Regions from separate parts of the Homo sapiens genome. Here region 1 is linked to region 2. A link is a contact called in ENCODE Hi-C or POLR2A ChIA-PET data. All regions are on one chromosome and are shown on one strand. Each heading gives the region's core, a stretch centred on a gene start or an enhancer-like site at or near the end of the contact. The rest is flanking DNA. Distances are from core to core; before and after follow the strand shown. Region 1 has its middle 41 kb from the start of HMCN1. Region 2 has its middle 96 kb from the start of CBSLR.

Evidence for each region. Hi-C counts contacts between places; a loop is a spot of excess contacts on that map. ChIA-PET counts read pairs that join two places held with the same protein, here RNA polymerase II (POLR2A). Pooled maps may share reads with other maps.
Region 1: a pooled map shows a loop between it and region 2 (2.0-fold over the local background). The contact joins two enhancer-like sites. A Hi-C loop is called at or near these places in 6 of 168 maps with a recorded cell type or tissue (adrenal gland, heart left ventricle and heart right ventricle) and 5 of 50 pooled maps. POLR2A ChIA-PET finds 5 or more read pairs at or near these places in 1 of 52 experiments (CD8-positive, alpha-beta memory T cell).

The regions. Positions count from the first base shown.
Region 1 is chr1:185,691,432-185,696,232 of GRCh38, reverse strand. No RefSeq gene overlaps it. Among named protein-coding and RNA genes, the nearest start is that of HMCN1, 41 kb to the left of the region's middle. RefSeq lists an enhancer at 1,584-2,085. Within about 2 kb of position 2,037, at least 10 of the 41 ENCODE cell types and tissues checked have a DNase peak (open chromatin) inside an H3K27ac peak, as active enhancers do.
Region 2 is chr1:185,411,093-185,415,735 of GRCh38, reverse strand. No RefSeq gene overlaps it. Among named protein-coding and RNA genes, the nearest start is that of CBSLR, 96 kb to the right of the region's middle. Within about 2 kb of position 3,380, at least 2 of the 41 ENCODE cell types and tissues checked have a DNase peak (open chromatin) inside an H3K27ac peak, as active enhancers do.

The DNA.
Region 1 (4,801 bases), core at 788-3,287, 280 kb before region 2:
TATTATTGTGCTTTGTAACTAAATTCTGTAAATCAAGACTTATATAAATCCAAAGAGCTCTAGAGTTGATTCACACACAGCACACCAGGCCCACTCTTGCAGAACTTCATGCTGGAACTACATGTTCTTTAAGCTACACAGAGCACTGCTGTATACCCAGCGGACATCATATAGCTTTTCTATATTGTGATGAGGAAACTTGGAAAATGAAGTCACAGGATGTTATAGTTGAAAACTGTCTTCTTTTCTTGGACCAAGGTAAACCCCACGTTGGGGTAGTTCTTCTTTTCTTTTTTTAAAAACCACATGATGGTAGGTAAATGTTGGAGTATTTCTTACAGATTTCCCCAGCGTTCTGAAGTTGTAAGTTCTAAACCCATATGTTCCCTTCATTCAAGTTTACTAAAGATACACTAATGAGGTTCCTCCTATTAGCCCCTTCTGTACTAGCACTAACCCAAAAGATGGTCTCTGAAAGTCTCTTCAATCCTTAAGAAACCCAAAACTAATTTTTCAAGGTAGTTGAACAAAAAGTGGTAAACAAGGGTCTCAGAGAGAAAACATTCTGAAGTGCACTGAATCTGAATTATAAATTTCTAAATATCCAATCATAAGTCTCAAGTTATTTTCAGACAATGTTCATCCATTCTACCTTTCTTTTTGAAAGAATCTATAAGCCAGGATCATAAAATCACAAGAATTTACATTTTAAACATGTAACCACAAGGTGGAGATCTAAAGCAAAGATTAGTTTTCACAGCAGGGCTCAATTTAGAATCCAGAACTTCTTATCTAAGGTTAGAGTTGTACCTATCCTCAAGAAATTGACTTATTATTTTAAGCTAGAAGAAAACACAGTGCTTATATATCAGTATTATTTTATATAGATTAGAAACATATATGGCATACAAGTATTTGAGGAAGGTTTAAGCAGTACTATGTCAGACAGCAAAGTGGAGACATCGATCATATTAGAAATGTCAAGTTTTAAATCTAAAGTAGGAAGAACACTATTGTTACCTCACTTGATCATGAGTACATTTAACAAAGGCTAATGTGATTATTTTAGTCCAAATATATGGTTTATATTGAACAACTAATCCTTTAACCTGACAGCACTACCAGACTAGTGGTTCTAAAGATTCTAAACCGAATGAATCTTTTTTTTTTTTACTTCATTGGTATGTGGTAATGGGACTGACTTACCAAGTTAGACCCTGGTGACAGCCGAAAACTCTCACCTTCTTTTTAGATGAGTGGGTTTTATCAGTTTCCCTGATTATACACCAAACACATTTGTTTAATTCACAAACTATCCTCCAGGTTTGCTCATCTAGAAGTTTCATTATTTTAAAAAAATCCATTTCTTTTGCTTTCTTTCACTGTCAATAAGTATTCTTTCCTATAGAAACAAACAACAATCGAAACAGAAAATCTAAGCTAAATAACAGATAGAAAACATGGTACGATCTTTTCTCTCGGCTTCTTCTACTTCCAGGTGCCTTTACTTATCTTAAGAGATCATAAAACAGAAGTTAATTAAATTAACTACCCTCTTCCCCAACCCACAACCTCAGCTGAAATTCCTGGCAGCAAACGAATGCCTTAAAGTTCCTCTGTTATTTTTTATTGTAATGAAAGAACTCATTTGTGGAAACTGTATATCCTCTTAGCTTACTCAGATTCTAAGGCCTTCAATCTTCAATTTATTAAGAATTTTGATCACCTATACCTTAGAAAATTGAAAGGGAAGGCAAGCACAAACTCAAGTATTGTTGCTTTCAGCTATTAGGTGGGAATTTCCCCTCATTCCTCAGCTCTGATTGATCTCATCTCAGTCACCTGCCTGTGTTACAAGTCGTGAAGGAGAGCTCCAAGTTGCTTATTTACATAACGATCAAAGTTTGGGACCTGCACTTAAGAGACCTTTGATCCTGTACACCTTGATTTAGAAATCAAATTGGGACTCTAACAAGAAACATTTGTCCCTTCCGCTGCTTTCTGGTCTCAGCGAGGCCGGAAATACCAAGAGAGGACTTCGCAGTAGTTTAGAACTTCCGCTTCCTGTTCTGGACGAAAGCAGAAGTGGAGAAACATGAAAATGTTAACCAAGAAGCACAATATCCTTTTGCAGACCACCAAAACATTGAAGTTAAATTTAGTTCAAATGTTGCCTGTTTACTTAACCAGTGTAAGTTTATGTGACACCATATTAAACCAAAACAACATCTGTAGAAATAGCCCGGGCGACGTTGAGAGACCCTATCTCTAAAAACAAAGCAAACAAATAAAAATCTATCCTTGAACCGGGTGCAGTGACACAGGCCTGTAGTTTCAGCTACTAGGGGGCTGAGGCGGGAGGATTGGGAGTCCCAGCCCAGCCTGTGCAAAAATAGCAACACCGGCTCAAAACAAAAATGTGTAGGAAGCTTTCAGATCACCATGACTGATTTGCAGAGGAACCTGAGAGAGTGAGAAACATTATCCAGAAGTGATTCCTGGAGTGCAAGTAGGATGGTTGGGCCAGATGATCAGTTACTAGCTTAGATGGCAATAGGGGCTGTTCAATTTTTCATTTTTCTAGGTAGTTGTACTCAAATTTTGTATGCATCAGAATCACACGGAGGGCTCCTTAAAATGCAAATTGCTGTACCCATCCCACCCTCACCCCCCAGTTTCTAATTTTAGTAAATTTGGTGTTGGGTCAGAAAATTAACATTTCTAGTAAATTCCTAGGTGTTGCTGATTCTGCTGATCTGAAGACTACATTTGGAGAACCACTGCTCTAAGTAATTTGCCTGTGAAAATGGGAAAACATCTTAAACTTTATCAAATGTTGGGATCTCATTTTAAAGAGGAAATAAGACAAAAGAGTTAGGAGCATAGGGTTTAGAATCAGCAACACTTGGGATTTGAATCTGGATCTGTCCAAAGCCATGAGTCTGGGCAAATTGCTTAACCTCCCTGAACCACAGTTTCCTTATCTAGAATGTGAAATAATAATCATATCTGTCGCTGAGAACCAAATAAAGTATTCTATGTAGGTGTCTGGCATATGGTACCCCATAAATGATTATTATTTTTAAGATTACAGACAGTATTAGAAAAAATGGTCATATGTAGGCAATACTTTCTGAGATCTAGTGATGGGAGAAAGTTTAGTCAAAATACAATCTGTATTTGTTTTGGATTTAGATTAAATGAAAAGAGATTGATACAGCTTAAAGAACAATCTTTGTCCTTTCAAATAAATAACTCTCATAAGATCCCTGGTTCTTTCTTGAAACCTATCCCTGATTCCCATTTCTTTATTGCCATTTTAAAGTTTATTCTAACATTTATTTCTTTATTCTGTCCCTTGCTGCTTTATTTCTCTATGCTGCTATTTACACCAAAAAAAAAAAAAAAAAAAAAAAACACTAAACTTTTTCTTCTAGCAATTTTCTTCTAGCAAGAAGAAAAAGTAGTGGAGTTAACACTTTCCAGTTACCACCAAATCAGAATTTGAACACAAAGAATAACTAATCAACTGAAAAAAAGAATAAAATTAACAACACCTGTTGTTAACTAAACTGATGATATTTAAATTAATGTATACTGCCCAATTTCATTGTTAATGAGACATCTGTGCATTTTCACCAAAGTAATAGTATATTGCATCCCAAAGCAAAGTCAGAACTAGAAGAAAGTGAACAGCAATTCTCCATCTCTTCTAATGATTAGAAATGGGTTCAACTTAATGCATGAGACATGTTTGCTGATAAAACGGATAGTTCATTCCTGTATCAGGCAAATATTCACTGGGAGCTTACTATGTGCCTCTTTCTGTGACACTGGGGATATACTGGTAAGTAGAAGAGCCCAAAGGCCTTACTTCATGGGGCTTTATAGTCTAGTTGGGAAAACAAACATTAATCAAATAAGCACACAAATATATAAATAAAGAGAAACAGTGATAGGTGCAATGGACCAAAAATACAGGTTAAGTAACACAGGGACAGTGGGGGTTGGAGCAGCACAGATAAAAGTCCCCAGATGCTATGCAAAGGCCATGAAGTGACAGGAGCATGATGGTACATTGGAAGATATTAAAGAAGACCAGACATGCTGGAGGTGACAGTGAGGAGGAAGGATGGCTAAGTCAGGATCACGGAGTGTCCTGTCGACCGTATGAGTCTTCTTCCCAGGAAGGAAGAGAAGCCACCAAAGGATTTGAAGAAGAAAATTGGCATGATCTAATTCACATTTTTAAAAGATCACTTGGGCTTCAGTGTGCCAAATAGGTTGCTGGGTGTAGGGGAGTATAAAAGAAAAGGGGGAAGGAATGGCAAGAATGGTAACAAGAGTCCGTGCAGTTTAGGGCATTACTGTTACAGCCCAGGTGAGAGAGAGATGATGGTACATTGTACTTTGTTGTGATGAAATAGCTTAGTTATTCATTGTAACCTTCTTTAGTGGAAATTTGTGCAAAGAAAAAAATATCATTTTTTCAGATGTCAAAATATTGATGTGCCTGAAAACCTATAGATGGATCATATAATTGTTGAAGTTCCCTTCCATACTTTGACATGATTTAGAGAATTTCAAACGCACATTGTCGCACAACCAGCCTTAAGAGTGATACTTTGTTTTGTTTTGAGGCTACCAAATAGATGGCCCAAAAGATCCATTCACATGGGTGTCTGAACTCACCATTTGATATTTCATTTTTGTGTGATAAAGGCTTATCATTTCTCGGGAACCACTTGAATAAATATTTCCCAGAGGAAAATGTTTTCTAGGTAAGACACCAATGAGGATT
Region 2 (4,643 bases), core at 2,131-4,630:
ATGATGGACCAACCCATCAACAACTGCAAACAGATACAGAGTAGAAATGAGCCATCCTAGCTGTGCTCTGCCCAAATTGCCAAGCCAAAGAATGGTAACGAATAAATGACTGTGGTTTTAAGCCTTTAAGCTTTGGGGTGGTTTGTAAAGCAGCAGTAGGTCACTCACATGTCTTTTTATTCCTTCTTTTCTAATATGTCCACTTCCTACTTGCAAATTGAGCTCCAAAGTCACTTCTCCAAGAAATGTTCCTGGATGGAATCTTCCCCGACAAAGCCAGCCTCACTCAGGGCTAAGCAAATGGCCTTGTCTAAGTTAGTGATTCTAAGGGCACGGAGACCAGACTGTCTCCCTAAATACCTTCCCCATCCACTAGCTGATGCCTGGGATTTCATCATTACAGTTTAATGGCTTACATAAAAGCATAATTCCTATTAAATTTTAAGATTCCCTGGAAGGCATAGCAAGTTTGTGCTTTTGATTTTGCTCTTGTTATAAAAGCATACAGGAATAAAAAGTAACACTAACATAAGGTTACTTTCCCAAAGAGAAAAAAAATTTTTTAATAATGTGGACCAACTCAAATATAAGCCTTTAGGAAGATAGATGAAATAGTTATGTACCTAATTTCAATGTTTAATTTATTAATTTAATTAAGTATACATATTTAAAGTCACATTGTATAAAATAATTCAATTTAGAAATATTCTTCCACTTTTCCATCCCATGAAGGTGTCTGATTTAAAGTTGCCATCTGTGTGTCTAGTGACAAGTGTCTTCCATTTCATGAGACATGTTTTTAGGCATCTGATAGTTTTCCAGACATAATCTTCTCTTCCATCTAATTTGTTTTATTTTAAACCATGATGCTGCCATTGCAATTTTCATCCCAAGCCACAAGTACTATTTACAAAACACTAAAATAATTTTTTGTTCTATTCATCCTACAAATGTATATTTATGGTTGTCACAATGTAATCACTTATAGCATTGCTTGGTAAAGGGACCTTCAGAAAGCCGGTTTACAATGACATCTAGAACTTGCAAATTAATTTGGAGGCCTGTTCCCAAATAAGGGATTCGTTAAACTTATGTTAATGCTTTCTGGTCCTTTATTTTTATTTTTAATTTTTTTCCTTTTCTTCCTCCTCCCTCCATGGTCCTTTTTTTTTAAGCAAACAACCATAATTATCTAAAAGTTTATGATTTGTTAGGGTCAATTCAAGCTAATGTGTCCTCCCCACCCACCTAGCACTTTGTGTTTCAAAAAAAGTCGGCGACCGCACCATAGTGCAAAGGACTTTGGAAGAGCTCAAATGCAACTCCTTTTCTGAGAGATACTGTTTGAGGGGGAAACCAAATTTTCTTATGTGTTATATATGAATACATGTTCATTCTAGAAACTTTGAACAATACAGAAAATTAAGGAGGTGAAAATAAAAATCATTCATAACGCTCACAATTAGAAATCATGATTTCAACAGTTTGGTTCATTTCCTTCTAGACCTTCTTTCTATGCATTATTACATATTATGTTAAACTCAATCAGCTGTTTCTACTTATTACTATAACATATGCATTTCCCTTATTAGAAATTCTTTGTATAAAGATATGCCATTATTCACTCAAACTCCCTCCTATTGTGGTAGATTTAGGTTATCTGGGGAAACTGCAATATCTCAAGGCACGCACCACCACACCTGTCTAAGTTTTTATATTTTTAGTAGAGAGGGGGTTTCACCTTGTTGGCCAGGCTTGCACCTTAGCATTAATGGTTTTAGATTCTTTTCTCCCTTTTTTAGTTTATTGAGCATCTACCCAAGTAAAAATATACCAAACATGAATAAAGGGAAGTCCCTGTCTCAAAACAGACAGAGCTATCAATAATTAATTGCGCCGGGCATGGTGGCTCACGCCTGTAATCCCAGCAAGTTGGGAGGCTGAAGCAGGTGGATTACCTGAGGTCAGGAGTTTAGGACCAGCCTGTCCAACATGGTAAAACCCCATCTCTACTAAAAAAAATACAAAAATTAGCTGGGCATGGTGGTGGGCGCCTGTAATCCCAGCTACTTGGGAGACTGAGTCAGGAAAATTGCTTGAACCCAGGAGGCGGAGGTTGCAGTGAGCCAAGATTGTGCCATTGCACTCCAGCCTGGGCAACAAGAGTGAAACTCATCTCAAATAAATAAATAAATGAATAAATGCATGAAATATGATGAGAACTTGAAAAAAGGTATGGTCACATGCCACACAACGTTTTGGTCAACAATGGACTGCATATACATCAGTGGTCCCATAAGACTGTAATCTTTTCTATGCTTAGACACACAAATTCCACCAGAGAGTGTCCTTACCATAGAGTGTAAGGACACTCTATGTTGTTCTCACAACAACAAAATTGCCTAATAATGCATGTCCCGAACATATCCCTGTCATTACATGATAATGTATATCAAAAGCTGTATACACAAAAAGCTCTGGCAACAAAAAGAGAGAAGGTTGACAGCTCAGGGGAGTGGTCCGAGGAAATTTCATGGAGTAAACATTTGAGGATTTGGGGACTTCTTGTTTGCTTGTTAATTGCTTCTTTTTAAAATATTAAGACTTAATTTTGAAAATATTTGCAAGAAGAAACTTTTAAGAATCTTTCCCCATCTAAATTCCCAGAACAGAGTACCTCTGCTGTGTGGAAACCAGCCAGGCCACACCTTGGTTGTGCAACAACTGAAGGCTTCCTGACTTTTCTCTGAGAGCAGGTTTGGATGGGAGGGAAAGAGTATAGGGACACCTGGGGCCTGAAGGGTGGATCAAGAAAGACACCAGGACAAGTGCCAGCATGACAGGCCAGAACAATCCTGACTTCTTCCTTGTCTGGCTGGGATGAGCCCTGCCACTCCCATGCTCTTCAATGCCTTGTTTTGCATTTCCGTGTCCCACATGCAGCACAGTGACACCCACTGACTGTGCTTTCTGGTTCTTAACGTATGCATGTCTTGTGTTCTTCTAGTAAGTTCCTGGAGTTTAGTGGAGACAGAAATAACATAACCGTGTTAAGCCCGTGGGGCTGGGTTCCACGCCAACTCCACTACTGACCGTGGGCTCTCTGTGAACCTGGGTTAACCCCAGCTCCCTCAGTGCTCTCATTTCTGCCCAAGCAACCTTGCTATTCTCCTCTCTTTGTCTGTAGACATAGCCACAGGCAGGTGATGAATGTGTCCCTCTGACCACACTAACCCTACAGATTCTTCACCTCAGATCTGCTTCTTGCTTTTATACGGCACTTTGAACTTGACATTTGCTCATGCTCCCTTAAAAAAACTTTAAGATGGTCAATTTAATTGAGAACAAATATCTAAAGGATTGATCATGAAATAATTCAACCTGCCAATTAGCCTCAAGGACCCCGTGGCATTTTATCAAACGCAAATATCCCTATAGCAACTATTTTTAGACATCAGACTGGCAGAACTGATAGACTTAGTGTGTGGGAAGGTAAAAGTAAAAGAAGATTGAAAACAATTGGTGCAATTTAGAAGAAAGATTTCCTTTCTCTGCTTAGGGCACAGCCTTCTGCGAGGCATCCAAGACTTTTGTTTTAAGTTCCTCCTGCAGCATCAAGAAAGCTTCGTGTCTATCTCCACATGCCTCTCAGAAATAACCCGAACTTAGCTGTTCATCAAAAATTCCACTGGTTCCTGTTTTGAAAGTGGCCTGGGAGGTGATATACACAAGGTATCAAGACAACACATACATGGCTGGTTCTAAAACAAAGAAACACCTCTGGGAAGAATCTCCCCTCCCCCCGGCCCGCCCCTCAAAAAATATTTAGAATAGAGGATAAAATTTCTCATAAAATTTCTCTCCCACAACTTCTGGGGGAAACAGCAGTGGTTGGCCAGATTTTAAATTTTGGTTTGAAGCCCTCTTATATCCACATGAAAATGCTTGCCCCAACCCTACCCCCCTCACAAAAAAGAATTGAATCTACTTGAACATCATTTGCTGACATTTCCAATCTCCTAATTCAGAGAGACCTGTTCAGAATAGATACTACCTACTACATTAGAGGATTTATAGAACATAATGTTACCTCTGCAGGAAAAAAAAACTAAATATCACACAATTCAGATAATTCATTCAGCCATTTCTCAACTTCTCTCATCATATAATAAAGAAAAGCATGAAATTAGCATTTTATTCTTACCAGTAATCACTAACATTTATTGAGCACTTACTATATTATGGATTATACTTAGTCCTTTTCAGTTTTAGCTCATTTAATCACAGTAACCCTACTGAGTACTATTATTACCCCCACTTTATAGATGGGGAAGCTAAAACTTAGATATATAGCCAGTAAGTCATAGAGCCAAGTTTTGTCACATAGTCAAGGTCAGAGAACTAGAAAGTGGCAGAGAGGGAATGCAAACAACCCATAAGAGAAATTCCAAAGCTCAGCCTCTGAGCCACTGCACTAGAAGAATCTGGTAGCATGAAAAACCTTGAATATATTTGGATTTAGGATGATATTTATTTACAGTTTGACCTTGAAAAGAATGAACTGGGAACTCCCTGGTAATACCCAAGACCTCCTAAATGTAGAGTGCTTTTAACCCTGTTACCACGTGCGTCTTGTATGGGAG